2 separate regions of the Homo sapiens genome follow, and region 2 is linked to region 1. Evidence: chromatin loops called from intact Hi-C (ENCODE). Cell type or tissue: dorsolateral prefrontal cortex. All regions are shown on one strand. Links, peaks and the distances in the headings refer to the core of each region. The heading gives the core; the rest is flanking DNA.

Region 1 (9,618 bases), core at 506-8,505:
AGGCATATCTGGCTCACAGGCCCACACCCTAACAACTCATGCTGTACTGCCCCAGATACAGCATATAGTTACCAAGAGTTGGATCTAATGGGAACTAGAAATCCAAAGTCCATGGATATGACTCATCCAGAAAACAAAAGCTACTATACATAGAGCAGAGGATCAGGTACCGAGAATATCAGACCAATTTTTCTAGATAGTTTTTTTCTAACTCCTACTATTATGTTCATTTCTTCTTTCATCCAAAATAAAATTTATTAATACTATATGTGCAGGCATTGATCTAGGTAAGTGGGAATCATCTTTGATTCCTGTCTTCCCATCTTCCCATCTTTGATCAAGGCAGACAAAAATCTCTGCACTTGAGGAGCTTAAATCCTAGATAGGGAAACAGAAAATAAGCATAATAAAAAGAAATTATACAGCATGTTATAGAGTGGTAAATACATTGTACAAAATAAAATATAGATTAGTACAGTGCTTCAGGGGGTACTGTGCTAAGGTAGGTGGGAGGCAAGATTCAGCATGAAATAGCATGGGCAGGATTACCTTTACTGAGAAGTATAATTGGAGGAAAGACTTGAAGGAAGTAAAGGAATGAATCAGGTAGATATCAAGAAAAGAGCGTTCTCAGCAGAGTAAAGGCACTAAGGCCAGAATGTGCCTGGTATGTTCTAAAACTGGTAACAAAGCTCAGTCTGTCTGAAGCAGAATGAGACTCACTCTCATGACAGATTGCTAGAGGAAGGCCAGACAGCATTGAGCCATATAGGCATTGAAATGACTCTGCCTTTTACTCTGAGTGAAATGGGAAATGAGAAACTATTGCAGGGTTTTGAGCAAGAGAGGGATGTGATCTAACTTATACTTTCAAAAGGATCATTCTGGCTGCTGTGTTAGGAAAGACTAAAGGGTCAAGAGTAGAATACAGGAAACCTGTTGGAGACCATTTCAATGATATAGACAAGAACTGCTGGTGGCCAGGACCAGGTTGTGGCAGTAGAAGAGGTAAGAAGTCATAACATTCTGGATATATTTTGAAGCTAGAGCAGCAGGAAGGTAAGAAAGAAAGGAATCCAGGATGACTGCAAAGATTTTGCCTGAGTAACTGGAAGAAAGTAGTTATCAACTGATATGGATAAGGCTGTAAGTGGAACAGATACTGGAGGAAGATCTTGAGCTCAGCTTTGAACTTGGTGTTGAATGTTTGTTATAATCTGGGCAAAGGTGTTAAACAGGCAGGTAGATATATATAAGTCTGGAGTTTGGAGAGGGAGATCCAAATAGAGATTAAGATTGGAGGTTTCAACATAAAGGTGTTATTTAAAGCCATGAGGTATTATGTTATGTTACCAAGAGGAGACCCTAGCTAGAGAAGAGAAGCGTCTCCAGCAAAGGACACCAAGCAGGAATGACCAGTGAAGTTAGAAAAAAAAATCTAGGGGGTGAGGTGCCCTGATACTGGTGTGAAAGTAGGATGAAAACCTTGCACACATTTTCACTTTCCCAACTTCTGGTTGAATGGAAAGGATTCAGAGGACCTATAAGAGGGGAATCATGCGATATAATGACCCTGGTCACTGGATGACAGCATGAAGCCAAGGAGCTTGCTGCCAACCTGTGATGAAGGCAAGAAGTAACATTTTATTGTACTAGGCCTCTGACATTTGGGAATATTTTTAAACAACTGTTAACCTATTGCTAACAATAGCCTACTGTCAACAATAAAATACTATTTTCAAAAATTTTCAAAAATTTATCCTCAGATTTATGCTCTTTTGAACTAGATCTGAAAAATTATTCCAAGTTAGAAGTTGTGACAACCCTAGGCTCTCAATATGTGTTGACCTGGCATTGGCAAAGCCTGGTTCCAATGTGGACATCTGTGAACTGGGATGGTTAATGGTTTGTTCCTGATGCTCACCTTTAATTGTCTCCTGAAAATAACTATTATTGATGGGAAGCTGTCAGTCAGTTTTTAAGGTTCATCATTAGGGTTGCTACATCTTTGATTGATTGCTGTAGTTAAATAACAATGTCTACCTTCCCTCAAGTACAGAGTTTGGAATTGCATTTGGAGACTTGATTGAAAAATTGTTGTGAACCTGAGGTTGATCTCATGAGCCTTTGTTGTGGTATATGTGTTGGGAGCAAGCCCCCAAAATCTGGCCATAAACTGGCCCCAAGACTGGCCATAAACAAAATCTCTGCAGCAGTGTAACATGTTCATAATGGCCCTAATGCCCAAGCTGGAAGGTTGTGGGTTTACGGGAATGAGGGCAAGGAATACCTGGCTGGCCCAGGGCGGAAAACCGCTTAAAGGCGTTCTTAAGCCGCAAACAATAGCATGAGCGATCTGTGTCTTAAGGGCATGTTCCTGCTGCAGTTAATTAGCCCAACCTATCCTTTTAATTCAGCCCATCCCTTTGTTTCCCATAAGGGATACTTTTAGTTAACTTAATATCTATAGAAACAATGCTAATGACTGGTTTGCTGTTAATAAATATGTGGGTAAATCTCTGTTCGGGGCTCTCAGCTCTGAAGGCTGTGAGACCCCTGATTTCTCACTTCACACCTCTATATTTCTGTGTGTGTGTCTTTAATTCCTCTAGTGCCGCTGGGTTAGGGTCTCCCTAACTGAGCTGGTCTTGGCAATATGTATCCCAGATTATTCATTCTCAAGTTTGTAAAGCCTAGCTTAAAAAAGGACGCGCGTCTGAGTATCTATTGCAATGGTTTCCCAACACACTTAGCATAAAATCCAAGTGTCTTACCACCTCTTTCTTGCCAGCCCCTTGCTGTTCCTGGAGCATGTCTCACATGCTTCCTGCACAGATCTTCTGCAGTCCTTTCTGCAGTTCACACAGATGCTCACAGGGCTTCTTCTCTCACTTCATTCTGACCATTGGTCTCCCTGGCCACTCTACCTAAAATAATAGCTTGCATTACTCTGCCCCCTTTCCCTGCTTCATTTTTATTCATAGCATTATGTCTAAGTTAGGGAGCTACTTGTTTCTTTATTGTCTGTTTCACCCAGGAGAATGTAAGTTCCCCAAGTGTGGCAGTTTTTTCTTATTCAGTGCTGTATTCCCAACACCTAGAACTGTGCCCAGGACATAGCAGGAGCTTGACAAACGTTTGTTGAATAAATGAATGAATGGATTAATAAATGCTTATGGTTATCTGATTTCTCAAAACAACCTTATCTAATTTTAGGAGAGACTGGTTGTTCTTTTCTCACGGTACAAAATACCGTGATGATAGCCAACCTAGATGCAGCCTGAGCATAAGAGATTTCAGAAAATCTGGCAAAAAATGCTTCGGCCCCAGTTTTCTCCACACTCTCCCATTGATCCCTGACTACTACTTTCATGTTTCATTTATTTATTCAATATACATTCAGCAAATGTATATTGAGCATGAATTCTTTTCCCAATTTAATAAAGAAAAAAATTCCACCTCTTTCCTGATGTTACATTTAGTAGAGATAGTGTCATGAGTGAGACAGGCTTCCTTCAAAGGAGAAAAACCCATTGGCTGTTGTTCAAAACTTTTCCGGGCCCAAAGGAAAAAAATCAAAAACACAAAAAACAAGCCCTATCTGCATTAGTAACTATCTAATTTGTAGCCATGGAATCTGTTGGTTTTCATGTTTCTATATATTTTTAGGCACATTAACAACCACAAGTAAAAATACTAAATGTGAAAATGGTTAGATATGTGTCAATAGAAAGTCAGCGTATGAAATGCTTCCTGCCACACTGATTCACGAGTGCTGATTTACATGATTTTATAAACATGGTTACCTGCTCGCAAAGTTATCTAGTGCTTAAAATGTAGTAAGAGTTAGAAGCTTTTTTTCTTTGTTTTTGCTGTGAAAAACTGTGTTTCCTTTAGAGGAGCTCACAATTTATATACTGAAAATATATAAAAGAATTATGTGTCAACAAAATGGTGTTTAAGGTTTTAAATCATCCTAACAGCCAGCCCTGAGACTTCCTCACTAGACATCTCAGAGACTTTATGAAAGTTTTATTCTACAATTCCCTGCTTGCCTTTACTCTTAGCTGCTTCTTCCAGCTATTCATATAGTTTGAAAAATAGAGTTTATATGCTTTAAGTTGCAAGGCATTTAGAATTTTCATAATCTCTTTATTGTGGCTGAAGCAGTCAAAAAAATGAAGCCTACTGTTGATAATATTTCACTGTGCCTTTACTAGATTAACTGGGGCAAGAAGCTAGAACTTCTGGCATTTTAAAAACTCAATTTTTAAAGAAGCCTTTATTATGAGGAAGGTGCAGGATAATTAGTTTCAAAATACTTGGTGAAGATCAAAGAGTGGGGGATAACGAAGCTTTATAAAGAATAGATGAAGATAAGGTTCTTGAGATTAAGAATTTCACACTTTTTGTTTTGTATCTTTGATAGCATGGAGCAATGTGCTAAGCACATAGTAGGGGATCATTAAGTCCTTGTAATATTAATTTGTAAAAATGTAATTGAGAATTACACCTAGCATCAAATTTCAGGTCTTATTTTTTATAAGATAGTAGTATGGAAAATTTTCCTTTGCATAATTATCAGTTAAGAATGAGATATGTTTCAGTAATTGATGAGACAAGTATATGTTCTCTTATTGTTTTGCATAAATTCTCTTAACATAAATTAACCTGTAGTATATCCCCATCACCTGTTCCCTTTGGCCCTCCTCCCATTTGGTTTCTCATTCATGGGTTTAGATATCCATTTTATTCAGTATTTACTGTCTTCTGGATACTTGTGTTCTTTACCCATTGGAAGCTCTTAGTCTAGTGGTAAAGACCAATGAGAAAAGAGGAAAATTCAATTCTGTTTTGATTAACCTCTTACATACTAGAGCTAAGACTCAGTTCATACTTCCTTGTGTGGTAGAAATATTTTTATAGAGATTATTATAAGAAGATGAGACCACAAAACCCCAGGGAATTATGAGCCTCTTGACTTCAAGAAGAGCAGAATTGCAGGATGGTTTTTGATTCAGGTGGCCCTGGGATGTCAGTAGTTTCAGAGCAGAGGTTCCTGAGTCTTCAGGATGTTCTCTTCATTTCTGTGTATCTTACCTTCTGCTTACTTGTGGTTTCTGTGCTATTAAAACTTGTTCTTGTGAGGGATGAATTGTAAGTTTTCTCTAATAATTGGCTTTTAAAATTTGCCCCTGATTCTAATTTTGTCTCTGCATTTCTTAGTTCAAAATACTTAGAAAGGTGAGTGAATTGGTCCAGCCCATGTTTTTTCAAAGAAACCATGGATGCCCTTAGACACTCCATGCCCATCCCTAACTCAATAAATTGTGAAAAGAGGGAAACATCACATAGTAAAAACAGGTCTAAATGCTGTCTGTTCATCAGAGGCTATCAAAGGAGGCATAGAGTAGGCACTGTGTTGATATGTCTAGTTCAAATTTACCCTGTAAGTGCTAGGATGGGATTGTGCACAGAATTCTTGAAGGACACAGAATTGGATCACTTGGTTGAGTCTGGGGATAGTCAGAGCAGACCTCTTGGGGAAGATTACACTTGAGGTTGAGTAGAGTTTGCTCCAGTGAAGAAGTGGAGAACTGTGTTAGGCAGAGAAAACACCACAGTAAGAAATAAGGACAGAAAGAAATATGTTTCGTCGACTGAACCATATATGGTTTAATAAATGTTTCTGAAACTTGAATTGCTAAGTACACAGTGGAGGGAGATAAGAATAGAGCAAGACAGGATCTATGTTAGAATGCATAGTGAAACTGATATGAAAACATTGCCTTATGCAGGGGAGCGACTAGATTGTGTTTATAATTGAGATGCACCATCCTGGTGGCAGATGGAAGCTGTATATAAACATGGTAAGACTGGAGGCAGAGACAACAGGTAGGAGGATAGTTCAGGTAAGAGATTGAAAGGATCCCAACTAGAAAGTTCAGGTAAGAGTAGAAAGAAAGTAATATGTTAAAGCAATATTTCTTGAGTAAAATTGATTCTACTTGGTGACTTGCTAAGATGTGGAAGGTGAAGAGGAGAGAAAAGTCTGGGTTTTAGTTTGACAAAGTTGGTGCAAGGTGGTATTGTTACTCGAGATGCTAAGGAAACACTGGAACGTGATCCTGCTAGAATGTGATTGGAGGAAATTTAACTAGAGAGATGTTATGTTGGGAGTGCCTGGGAACTAAGTATGAAAGAAGTCAATGACTGAGATGAAGAGGAAGAGAAAAAAATGACATTTTAATCCATGAACTGGTCTATCCAGCTTTTCTCTATATTACTGAGAAAAAGCACAGTTGGAAATGGAATAGGTGGGGGCAGGTACAAAAGGGGAAAACCAAAGGTTCATCCCAAAAGAGATTTAGCTTCAGTCATCCAATCACAGATGACTATGCTACCTGGTGTTCCAGCAGCCAGTTCCAGTCTAATGTTGGGAGCCCAATGTGTTCCCAACATAAGACTTGCTGCACCTTCAGTAAAATTTATTCCCATTGACCCTGATGATATAATAGGAGGGTATTCATTAAACTAACAGGAAAGGGTAGTTTGGAAAAAGATGAATAAACATAAACATGTTATCCATTCTTTGAAAAAATACCTACTATGTGGTAGACTTTGTTAAATAACTTAGAAAGCAAAATTTGCTTACTGCCTGTAAAGAACTTTGATGAATTGAAGATGCGTTTAGGAAAATAAAGTAAGTGGGGAAGCATTCATATTAGTAAACAAAGGAAGAAAAGAAGACAAAACCAATAGAATAGAATAAATGATTGATTTGCTTTAGGTAAGAATGACAGAAAAATATGAGTTAGCATGGACTATAGATTGAACAGATTCAACAATGTAAATATAAAAGCAAGGATGATATTGAAATATCTAAATAAAAGTATAGCATATAAGAACAGTAGTGGTTCATCTTCCTAGGATGTCAGATTCCCAATTGAATAGTGTATCTTTTAAAGTTCTTTGGTTTTTATCAACAGAAATAGACCCTGGATATTATTAAGGATTATTTCACTCATAAGTAATAGAAAATTCTATCAAAATGCCTTAAACAACAAAGGAAATCTACTGCCTCATATAACTAAAACTTTCAGGCTTCGGGCTAATTACAGTATCTCCAAGGATGTGGTTTCTTTCCTTCCCCTGTAGTTTTCACAATGTTGGCCTCATCCTAAGACTGGTTTCTCTTGTGATAATAAGGCAGATGCTGACACAACTAGGGCTTCATGTCCATGTCTAATTATTTTAAAATAATTCCCATTGAAGATAGAAGTAACCTCTTTCCTAGAATCCCCGACAAACATGCTCTATATTTGATGGGCCTAAATTCAGTTATATGTCCACTTCCAAACCATTTGCTGTGGCCAAGGGAAGAGGGCATGATAATTAGCTTGAGCCAATCAAGATCTGCTCCTAGAGACAGACATGAAGTCAATTCCACACCAATTGCATGACTAGATGTCTAGAGCCTTGTTAGGAAGAAAGCAAGGGAGGGAGGTGGTTTGTATGTGGGAGAGACAATCAGCTAATGTCTATCACATTAACTTAAAGCAGGAAATGAATGTCTTGGGAGGCCTAGAGGGTAGCTGTGCCTGATGTTTCAGTTTCCTGAAGAAAAGGCTGGAGAATTCATCACAGAAATAGGACATGAACTAGGTCAGCTACTGGGGTCTAGGGGTTGAGGTAACAGGAACCATTTGACAGGCATTTCAGATTATACTGCCAGAATGCCCTAACCTCATTGCTTTCCCATTCTTGTTTTACTCTGCACAGGAGTCAAAGTCACAGTGGAGAGAGTTGGCCAAATTTGGTTCAGGTGCTCACAATTCAACTAGGAGAGCTCGTAGAACATAGACTGATGGTCCCACTGAACTGTTCATAATGGAGAAGAGATACTTGCTCCCAAAGACATTGGGGGTAGTTTTCTAAATAAAGGTTAAAAGGGTCTGGTTTTCCAAACATAAATGTTCACTACAAGTATTATTAGATTCCAAATATAAAAGGGTATAAGGAACTCAGAATGGCTAGATTAAATAAAAAGGATAATTACCAACAAATAGTTTTGACTGAAAATATGTCTGTTCATCAGCTTTTTACTGAGTGTCTAATATATGCAATGTGCTATGTGGATGCTACAATGAATTGTAGAGGTAGGAGGAAAGGAACTTAACCCATTTAAAGAGCATGCAATCTGACACCTTATTTTTAAGGTGAGGAGAGGAGAGCTAGACAGAACAGGACAGTAGTGAGTATTACCAAAGATGGACTAGACCCCTAAACTGCATTATTCTAACCCATCTAGGGTCTTTCTGTTATGCTTTACGTACTCGCTTAGTTGCAAAAATGGTCATAAACCAAACAAACTTCAGAGAAAGGCAGAGAAAGGACCCTAGTACTATCCCATGTTGGAGGCAAGGCTAAGAAGTAATGGGAATGTCTTCCTCCTTATCATCAAAATGGGCAGCATCAAAACCCATTATTAAGACCCTAACCATCCAGTCACTTCAAAACAAGAGCCATCAACTAAAGGGACTAGAGAACTCACTTCAGCCAAAGGTCTGTCAGTAGAGAGGTGGTGGCCAGTGAAGGTAGTGCTTGGCACTTTTTTCCTGAGAACTAAGAAAATTAAAAATAAACTACTGTCTGCTCCAAATAACTTCCATACAGCTATGCAGCAGTACAGAAAAGGGTGAGAAGTGTTGGATCAGGGGCAGGTTCTCTAACTTCTAAAGGTGCCTTCTGCTGCTAAGATTCTGCAGCTTCAGGCTCTTTATTGTATTTTAGTTCAATAAGATTTTTTTTATTTTTTTTAAATCTGTTTGCTACTGTAGTACATTTAAACATCAGCAGATGGGGCCCTTGGTTCCTGTGAAGAATGCCAGGGCTTGAATTTTGTTCTCGTCTGTGCTCTGCGTGAATTTTTCTTGTTGCTTTTACAGCATGTTAAATTTGTACTCTTTATAGTTCACAAACCTTTATTTAATCAAGAAAAATAAAACTCACTAATGGCAAGAGAACCTTTTTTTCCTCTTCTACTGTTCTATAGAGATAAGTTAGATCTGTTTACAAATAGAAAAATGAGACTAACATAATACTCAGACAACATGATTCTGAAACAGCAACAGAAGTCAATGTTGTAATTAATCTGTTGTCCTTAACTCACGAAGCTATGTGGAAGGCTTTTGTTGCATGGACCACAGGTGACAGTTTGGTTGCATCCAAGGTTACTCTGATTCTGCATTATTTTCTCTCCTCTCTCCTGAATTTCGTTTTATGAAGACATTGTGTCAATTGGCTGGTTTTTAGCACTTGCCAATGATTATTATTTTTTTAAGTGATGTTTGTCGATAGTCCATAAAGGGAACAACTGGTCATCTGGTCCTTGCACCTGTTCAAGTGGGTAAGTTTCAGCTTCTTAAAGGTGAGATTCTTTCCCACCAGAAATGTAACAGTCCTTTGAGGAAGGAGTGTAGTTTACTGGGCAGGAGAGATGACAGCATTTGGTCCTCATGCAGTCCTCTCTTGATTTTCTCCCTGATTTTTAACGTGACCTTGCTCTTAAGGATTAATCACTGTTTTTCTTGTGCCTCCAAAATGGGATGACCCAGA
Region 2 (9,618 bases), core at 728-8,727, 340 kb after region 1:
AGCTTGGAGACCATTTCTGGCCTAGCCATAGGGCCAGTGCCTTAACATCAAATGTCAGTGATTCCAATGCTCCCTGCATAAGAACGACTTGCAGTTAGTTTGCAGGGCCTCCCACTGTTTAGATGATCACAGTCATTTCCAATTGGTCATTGTGTTTCCCTGAAGGAAGGTGGGACAACTTAAAAAGACTGTATTAGAACAGCATAGATTTATTTTATCAAATCGCAGAGAAACTCCAGCAAACAGATATTTAGCTGTGGTTCCAACGGAGACACAGTTTAAGTAATCAAGTGATACACCACATGTGAAGCAGATTTACAGGATTGTTCTCTCTACTAAACAGAGCAGAATGTCTGCTTTAGCTTTATTTGGCAGAAATTTATATACTTGCTTCATGATTTGATCTTAACTTAAACAAAGGACGTTGGTCTCAGCCACCACTGATTTCAGGGCAATAGCTCTGTCTAATTTCTGAAAGGCATCAGAATTGTGACACTTTGAAAATCAGATGGTTGCACAGTGTAGAAGTATCTTAAATGTTTATTTATTGTTTTAGTGAGCCAAACCCTCATTTTTTTTTTTCTGAGGGCGCAATTGATTACACTGAAAGTTGTAGGCAGAAGGATCTGACTTTTATACAAATGTCAGAACCTTCGCAAAGCAATTCCAAGAACTTCAAGACACACCCCAAAAAGCCAGGGGCTCCAAATGAGGCCTAAGAAAATACTCTCAGACTGAACTCCTGATGATTTTCCAGTTCAGAACATGGCTGAGGGTCTTCTGTCACGGCGAGCTCATGGTTTATGATTTTGGAGGCTGTGCAATGCTCCTTTCTATTTCATCTTGACTTAATGTCATTAGTCTTCCTTCACAGAAACCTGAGCGTTCATTTTCTAATCTATCTAGATGATACGCTGACAGCATTTCCCCTGATCGAGACTTTACCATTTATGTCTCTGCCTCTGTTAATCATTTTCAGAAATGAGATTTATAGTAAAAAGGATTAAATCAATTCTGACTACCTCCAAATTTCTAGGATTTCAGGGATTCTTGATGAACACAGAAACCATGGCCCCTTGGAGAGGCTTTATTAAGAAGATCTTTTTTGCCTTTGTGAGCCGGCCTTTCAGAACTAGCCGTCTCTGTGGATCATAGCAAGTCAACTTCTCTATGTTTTGTTTGGCAACCACACCACAGAGGCTCCCCTCTGAGCAACTCAAGCTGTTTTTGATTGGAAATAGATTAGTGAGCTATCAATTTTCTTCTCCTTTATTCTCCATCTTTCCTTCTTTCTCTTCTTCCTAGTCCTAAGATGAGTACCCTTAGGAGACGTGTCAGCCTATTTCAATTAAGTGTTTATCTTTTAAGTTTCTCATCATGGGGTAAATTATGACATTTTTAGAAGCCAGGGTTGAAGAGAAAAATTATACCCATCCAAACTAAATCACAGCTTATAGCTTATTTTCTTCCTTTCTAATTTCTCTAATCTTCAGCTTACTTCAAATAACATCACTACTATGCATCAGGCTTTGTGCAAAGCAAGGAGCTTTCACAAATATAATCACTTTCCTTCTTTCTTCTTTCCATCATTCCTTCCCTTTTCTTTTTCCAGATACACTCGACTTTCCTTCACTGAACATATTTTTACATCCTCCCTGAAAAACTTTGGCTCTCCTCCTCTTATACTCACTGGGACGTAAGTACAGGCATAGCATTCCCTGACTTTCTCCCACCCTTTTTTTAAACACTGCCTATCTCATGAGGTGTGCTGTCTCAGCAAAATGACAGTGATCACACTGATTTATCTTTGATCATGTGTCTAGGTGATCAGATTCTGTGCCTTTAAGTTCAGCTGAACCACTACTTACTCACTGATAGTTGTCCTAAGCTATCTGCTCCTGTGTCATTCCATTTGCTATCTCCTCCAGTCTAGAGTAGGCCTGCATTTATATAACCTCCTTGGTTTGGTTTCCTATGTCTGTCCCTGTTCTCAGATCCTTGGTCTAGGTAGACATTTTGGCTTCCCTAGCTCTTATCCTTATTGCTACATAGATTCCAGGTCCTAGAATGAGAACTGCAAACCTTCTGGACTCTCCACTTTTGGGGGCCACTCTGGGCAACTATCAGAAATACAATCAACTTATACCCACAGAGTCTTTCCCCAGTACCATCCTACTCCATTACTGTAGGGCTTGCCACAGTCCCCAGGTTTGGAGAGGGGAGAGTAGGTAATGTGCTACACATTTTGCCTCACACATTTTTGCCTCAATTTAGAATGTCTTATTTTCACCACTGTGAGCTGGCCCATGTCTGTATGCTCTAAAGTCACTTTGCCATCTCTCTAATCTCCAGTGAAGACTAAGTGTTTGTATATATAGAATTTGCATACCATACACACAAAGATTTCAGTGTCCAGAATCCCTGGCTATGGATGCCTGTGCTGCTGCTCCATGGTAAGAATACTTGGAAATGGTAGATACATCCTTCAATTTTGACTGAGACAGTATGGTGACGTGCACACTCCCAGCTCTCCTGTCACCATGCCCTCTGCTAGTGTCTAGGGACTACTAGGCAAGAGCCAGAAGTTTTACTCATACAAAAAAAGTGGATTTTGGCAACACTTTAATATATGAAAGGTTAAAAAGGAATTTCACAAGTAATAGACAGGGTACTTTACCCCCTTGTTAGTTGATAAAGAGGGATTTAGCAAGTAGGAGGAGACTAACAAATATTACTAACTTATAGTTTCAGGGGTTCCATGACTCAGATCATGCCCCTGGGGTGCTCAGTATCATCCATAATCACAATAAGCACCTGCTGTATGCACAGGACCCTCTACAATCCACTGAAGATGCAAAGTGTTATAAAAGATGCAAAATGCTGTAAAAGACAGCTGTTCCTTTCCAGGGGATTTGGATGAGTCCAAAGAGAACACTATAGGCTTAAAAGATAGAAACTATCATAAAACAGTTGTTTGGACAATAAGTACTAAAAGTGTTTCAAAGAGAGTACAATGACTGCAACTGAGACAGTCAAAATGGAACTTTACTGGGGATCACAGCCAGCTTCATGAATATGAGACCTGTGTAGTCTCAAGGAAATTTAATCTTGTTTTAATTCTCTGCTCTTGTCATTTTGAGATTCTTAATAATTTAATCTTTGAATTTGTGTTTTATAAGCAAAGTCCAAAGGGGGCATGCGCATGAGCAGAGAAGATACGTACAACATGCGTGTCAATCTCTCCTTGCTGCCCTATTTGCATGTAGTATTCACAATGCCCTGTGAGCCTACAGTTCTGGTGGACCTACAAGATGTGGGAGTTAAGGGAGATTCAAAGCAAGTACAGAGTTAAGTGTGTTGTATCTATGACAGTAATTTGGGGAGGAAGGGGTGGGGTAGGGGGGCACTGACACCCTCTAGAGGCCATGCTTTTCATTCCAGGAGAATTCTGGTTAGCTTCAAAAACAGACCACAGAAAGAAGGCATGGAGTTCTAAGAAACACAAACAATTAAGGAACTCTATCGGATCCTTTCTACCCATGTCAATTCTGTGCATTAATCAATCACTTATGCTGGAAACGACGACGTGGAATGAAAGGAGATGATAGGCCAATCCATAGTTCCTTTTCCTTTTAGTCTATCCTTATTCACTAGTAAGCCAAAAGTAGAGTGTTAATAGAATATACATGTGAAATATTTTGCGTTTGTTTTGCATTTGTTTATTTTCTTATTTAGAATGACATTAAACAGAAAATAAAAAAGAAATCATGACAATTCAGAAGAGAGACCATAGAAGACGGGAAAGCATTTTATAATTTAGTACATTTAATAGCACTTGTTTCCTGCATTTCGAAAAAGGCCTCCAAATTTTCACTTTGTGCTGGGCCCCACAGATTATAAAGCACTACCTAATGGTCTTGATGGAAAGATGGAACCTTGAGAAGCCAAGATCCTCTGTAGGAAGTAATATCTTTGTGACCTGAAATGGGTTTCCCTGATTTGGTCTATGGGTATCAAAACGGAAATGTGAATACTCAAAAGTACTTGTTCAATGCCACCATGTATCAATTTTCTTCTATTGATTCTAATTTTAGAAAGTTAAACCTATCCCAAATGTTTGATGAATTCTCAATTTTCTTCTCTTCTTGTTACTCTATGTTCTCTAATTTTTAATATATTCAGCTCTTAGACCTTCATCTGTAATTGACTTTGGGGTAAAATGTAGAACCAGGAAAACTAAGTGTTTTCAATTTGCAAAATACTCCTTTAAGACCTTAGCTGTCTGCTGAACCATATTAAGACTCCTGATTTTTATTTGTAAACTCCTTATAAACATTTCTTTGGATTTCTATCCATTTCCATTCCCCTTGCTGTCCACAGCCCTGAACACTGCTTGTATTCTACTACTCTTCTACCTGGGTTCTCAATTCCAACCCAGCAACCACCTCAGTATCTCCTTTATGGAATTTCCCTCTTCTACTCTTGAGTTACATACATCACCCTTTCTACCTGGGATAATCTCATATAGTATGATTACTCCTATTTCTCGCTTACCTCGTTAAGAAAAATAGAGATTCTTCAGTCTTACTCCACTTCACCTTAACTACAGATTCACCAAAAAGAAGTGGAAGTGCTTTATAACTACAAAGCACAATACAAATATAGTCCATAACATTAATGTCATTTTCATTATATTAATTACAGTTAATCCTTGCTTAGGGCTCTCTCTATGCCGGACAGTGTTCTAAACTTTTATATATATTAATTCATTTATATTCTCACAACGACCCTTTTAAGGAGTTACTAGTATTTCTCACTTACAGATAACAAAACAGGCACAGAGAGGTTAAGTAACTTGTCAAACAGGTAATAAGTAGTGGAGGGGGAATTCCAACTCAGCAATACCCTTGTTATGCCTTCCTAAGGAGAGATGCTGAAAAGTGTCATAATGTCATTCATAGCTTAGTATGCAATAACACTGATAAATTAACATGCATTTACAAAGGCTCTACTTCCATATTCCCAAGAGGAACGGGGAAGCAGAACTGAATAATCTTTACATCAGGAATTGCCTGTCAGAAAAATCCACCCACTCTTTGACTCTATGATTTTGTCTTGTTCCATTTTATTTTTTAATTTTGGAGAACAGACTTCTCGGGGAAGTCAGATTTTACTTTGATTTTCCACCCGAGACTGGAGAGTGGAGAGCCTACATGCCTTTGCTGTCTCCCACAGATGCTTATTCTAGCTGTGTGACCACCAGCTACATGACTGCACTGCAATCCACTTGGAACTTCCTAGCAGGACCACCCAGAAGCTGCAGCTGGTGCAGAGTATGTGGCCGCCTGGCCTGTTTACATGAGAATGTGAGCCTAAGAAAGTGGACAGTACCTGCTTTCTGCTGTCAGCCAAAGCCTTCATTCCCCTGGAAAGACCCAGTGTGTAATCTAGAGACATTCATAGGTTTTAGCCCTAACTATTCTCCAGACTTGGAAGTGTTCCCTTCCCAATGTTGGACAGCTTCTCCCAGGATGCTTGTCACATGCCCCAGTCCAGTGGAGCCAGCTGTAGCTTTGGAAATGTGGGTCAGACAGACTCCAAATGTGCTGATCCTCAGATAGCCCACTTTGAAAGAGCCATTTTCTCATACAAAAACTTTCCGTTGAATCATATCCTATGCACTATCTCAGGCTTCTCAGAGAGCAACAACACTTAACTTGTAAGAAAAAAAAAAAAAAGAAAGAAAGAAAACATGTCCTTAAAACCCTTGCCTGTATCTTTTGTGGGCAGCCAAGTTCATGCCTGGCCACCACCCCAGGAGGGCCTTTGGCAATAGTCACAGCTGAAAGCCTTTCTAGCCAGATGAATAACAGTGTCCGGAAAAGCTGACCTGGGGGCTGAGTGGTGCCTCTGGAAGCAAGTTTTATAGAGCTGTTAGTAACGCCTTTATCACACTCTTTAGGTAACAGATTTATTGCTGAACAGGTTATCTTACGTCTATGTTTTTGTAAATCAAATCCTTTTTAAAACTTTGTTTTGGAACTCTTTAGAGAGCTCACAATTTAAAGAATTTTTGTAATGGAACATTTTATAAAATCACGGGAATAATCACTCCTTCAGACATCTGCTTCCAGAGTAAGTTCAGATTTTCAAAGATAAAGTTGCCTTAAGTTGAGGGGGACCGGTATTAACAGCTCTGTCCCGTCTACTTTGTCCTTTTAACTAGGCCACTCCACGCTCTCTGTTGCATGCTACAAACAGGCCCTGGGGAGTAGAGATGAGGAGTAAAGCCTAGAGATAAATGTCACAAGCGGTTGAGGCTTTTTCTCCAATGTTAGGCACAGAGCACAGATTCTTCTGAGGCTGAACCTTGAGAGGAAAGGCAAACTAAAATTTATTGAATTAGTACTATGTGACAGGCATTTAATCTCACAACAACCCAACAAGGGAAGAAGGAAATGATAATACTCAGTGAATCCTACTACCTACTGGGAATGAAGCTGGTAGCTTTACAGTATATTTTTTCATTTAGTCTTTATAATTAGGGTTGCCATACTTAGCAAATAAAAATATAGGGTGTCTAGTTAAATGTGAACTTCAGATAAACAATAAATAATTTTTTAGTGTAAATGTGTTCTGTACAATATTTGGGACATATTTGTATGAAAAATATCATTATTTATCTGCAATTCATATTGAACTAGGTATCTTGTATATTACCTGGCAATCCTACTTATACTAATCCTAAGAAATAGGAATTATTATTTCCATTTTATAATTGAGAAAACGAAAACTCAGAGTCATTAAGAAATTTGCCCAAGATGTTAACTAATGTCAGAGTTAGGATAACAGTCTCGTTCTGTTTGACTCTAAATCCTACATATTAGCAACTATACCAGAAAGTCCCCTCATCCTAGCTAATAAAGAGGATCAGTTTTTAGTCAGCTAAATAAACCACCTTAAGTAAAAGGGCTAAGTTCAATTTTAAATACTATTTATTAATGATCTACCTGGTCCAAAATCCTGTATTGGGGCTGGAGAGAAGAAAGAATATACTGCCAAGATTATTTAGGAACCAGGGCCAGCCCTCACATAAAAACATAATGAAGTGGATAAGATGGTTGAGAGAGAAAGAAAAGGAAAACAGAGGGAAGAAACGCTCAACATGTTACTCGATCTCACGTTTTTAAACAGGAACATTTGTGTTACAGTTGATTCTGCTCTAAAACTTTGAACTAATGGTGAGGTCCCCTGTACAGCATCTTATGCGAGAAGCGGTGTTAAGTGAGGGAAATTGATGGTCATCCTCAGTGTCTCTGAGGAAGAAGATCCCTTCTTGCAGGAGATCAGCATCTGCCTTTCTGGAGTGTCCCCAGCACCTTGAGTTTGTGGCTCCAGGTCACATAGTGACTTTTAGGGTCCTGCAGTGGTTTGGCTGTCACATGGCTTACCTCATGGATGGACCAGGGTGACCTTGGCACGGCTGTCTAGTGAGGAGATTGCCCCTTCCTTCCCTCACTGCCCATAGCTGCCAGCTTGTGTGATGAAATTGATCAGGAAAGCTTAAAAAGAAGGCAGAATCCAAGGCAGCAGGTATGAGAAGCTCAAAAAATAAAATAGTATCATCATAAAGTAATATTTGAGTAGCTCATTTGTGTTAAGCATTGTATCAGCTGTGATTCATGAGCATTATTCCCAAATATCACAAGAATACAATAAGGTAGGAATTATTATTTCCATCTCACGGATGGGAACACTGAGGCTCAAAGATGTTAAGGTACATGCTGAAGGTCACACTGTGCACATGAATGTCTGCTCTGAAACCCTGCTCTTGTACAGCACTGAGCTCTCTCCTTAAAAAGAAGGGGGCGGGTGGGTGCGAAGGAACTGGACTCCTTCCCTCCATACAGGCAGGGAAATTCACACTAAACAGCAAGGGGAAAGAGGAAATGCAGAACCTCAGTGCAAAGGAGCAGGCCTGAATGTAGTACCATTCTGTCTTATCTCTTAATTGAAGCCAGGGGTATACATGCCCACTTCTGTAGCTAACATCAAAAATAGAAATCAACACTGTGCAAATGTATATCTAATGGTATAGCTTACAGTATGATTCCCTTTCCCCATATCATTTTACAAAATAGAAAAGATTAGGGGAAAGAAACTTAGAAATGGACACAGAAACAAAAAAGCATATATATATATATATATTGCTATTATAGTAAGGGCCTTTTTAAAGTCGAAATTCTGTTTTCGATAAGAAAAGCTTTTAAGAACTTTTTTATGTAGCATTGTTTATCTGTATTTATAGTCAATTTATTCCTTCACTTTGCTTCTCCTATACTATAATGCTAAGTTTCCCTTCATATTTTCCCAATGGTTAACATTCTGCTTCTGAAAATTATCCATTAAAATTTTATCAATTTTGTATTTTGGTGAGACAGTATGAGGAAATGCCATTGTGAAATTAGATTTTTTCTTTGACATCAGGCGCCCAGTCAGCAATCCAATCCCATGTGTTTCTATTGAGACATTAGGGTTTGATATAATTTTGGGCAGAAAACATTTTAAAAATGAAACAATTGAATTTTCTAGATGGTCTTGGGGACCACTTAGCTTAAGAGAATACACTTCCAAATCAAAAGCCTTTCAATCATTTTAAATATTATTTGGATGATATTTGCTCTGTGTGTAGTAGCAGTTTGAATTTGTATTGAATGTTTGACCGGCTCATGCACACATAGATGATGTATGAAATTATTATTTCATATTTTTCTAGTGTTTGCATTGCAAGTGACATCTGGCTGACAGGAACTTGGAGAAATGGGATACGAAGTGAATGCTGCAGTTACCACAAGCATCATATTTATCAAAAGGTTTAAGGTTGGCCTGTCTTTGTTTAACATATGAAACTTGGAACAGTGATGGGGAAGCGCTATGTTTTGGTGTTGCGTGCATTTTTTAACTGAGCTTTTTAGTAAAAGAGTAGTCGGAGAATAAACACTAATTGTATTATTTGTTCTGCTCATGAAACTAAATATTATACATTCTAATTTTAAGAAAACAGACTTAAATTCTGTTTAATATAATTTCCATACATTTTGCCTTTATTCAGAGAATTTGCAGATTTCATATTAGAAGAACATACATATTGAGCACTATTCATCATTACTCAGAAAAGGCGATGTGGGAGGAAAAAAAGCTCAACCTAATTTTTAGTTTTATTTTCTAATTTGTAAATGTGCAAAACCGAAGTAAGACATGTGAAAACATAGTACAATATTTGCAAGCTCTGAATCTGCTGTAATACACACATACGAATATCAGCATTTTCCTATTCTCCCGTTCTTGGAAATCATGGGGCAAATTATTAATTAAGTCATGAAAAATATCATTCATTTAACAAAGATTTATGAGCCTGCTATGGCCTGTGGACTACCCAGGTGCTGGAGATATGCAGAGGAATTCGACAACCCCTGCTCTTAATAAACTCACAGTCAGGTGGGAGGGGAGGTCAATATGAAATAACTAAGTACAATATAAGGCTATAAATACCACAATATGGAAGCACTGATAAAGGGGAGTAGATGGTCCATCTGCCACAGACAGGTAGGGAACAGA

What was found. A loop is a pair of places that touch in the nucleus more often than their neighbours do. Peaks named below come from ENCODE experiments on the same cell type or tissue, not always from the same donor. Only the 100,000 strongest peaks of a DNase experiment are listed, where the experiment ranks them.
Region 2: it touches region 1 in a loop (7-fold over the local background); 2 of 110 quality-filtered maps call a loop at or near these places.

The regions. Positions count from the first base shown.
Region 1 is chr1:88,302,567-88,312,184 of GRCh38, reverse strand. No RefSeq gene overlaps it. Among named protein-coding and RNA genes, the nearest start is that of PKN2, 380 kb to the left of the region's middle. In dorsolateral prefrontal cortex, for the core only: no CTCF peak of the experiment used is centred there; no DNase peak of the experiment used is centred there; H3K27ac peaks cover 726 bases.
Region 2 is chr1:87,964,565-87,974,182 of GRCh38, reverse strand. It overlaps LOC101927871 (a long non-coding RNA gene), which reads right to left. Exons shown (of 3, transcript XR_426720.4): 3 at 7,452-7,562. It overlaps LOC105378836 (a long non-coding RNA gene), which reads left to right. Exons shown (of 2, transcript XR_947568.2): 2 at 8,777-9,014. Among named protein-coding and RNA genes, the nearest start is that of LINC01773, 63 kb to the right of the region's middle. RefSeq lists enhancers at 1-352, 4,888-5,387, 5,388-5,889. In dorsolateral prefrontal cortex, for the core only: no CTCF peak of the experiment used is centred there; DNase peaks (open chromatin) are centred at 5,542 and 5,842; H3K27ac peaks cover 1,503 bases.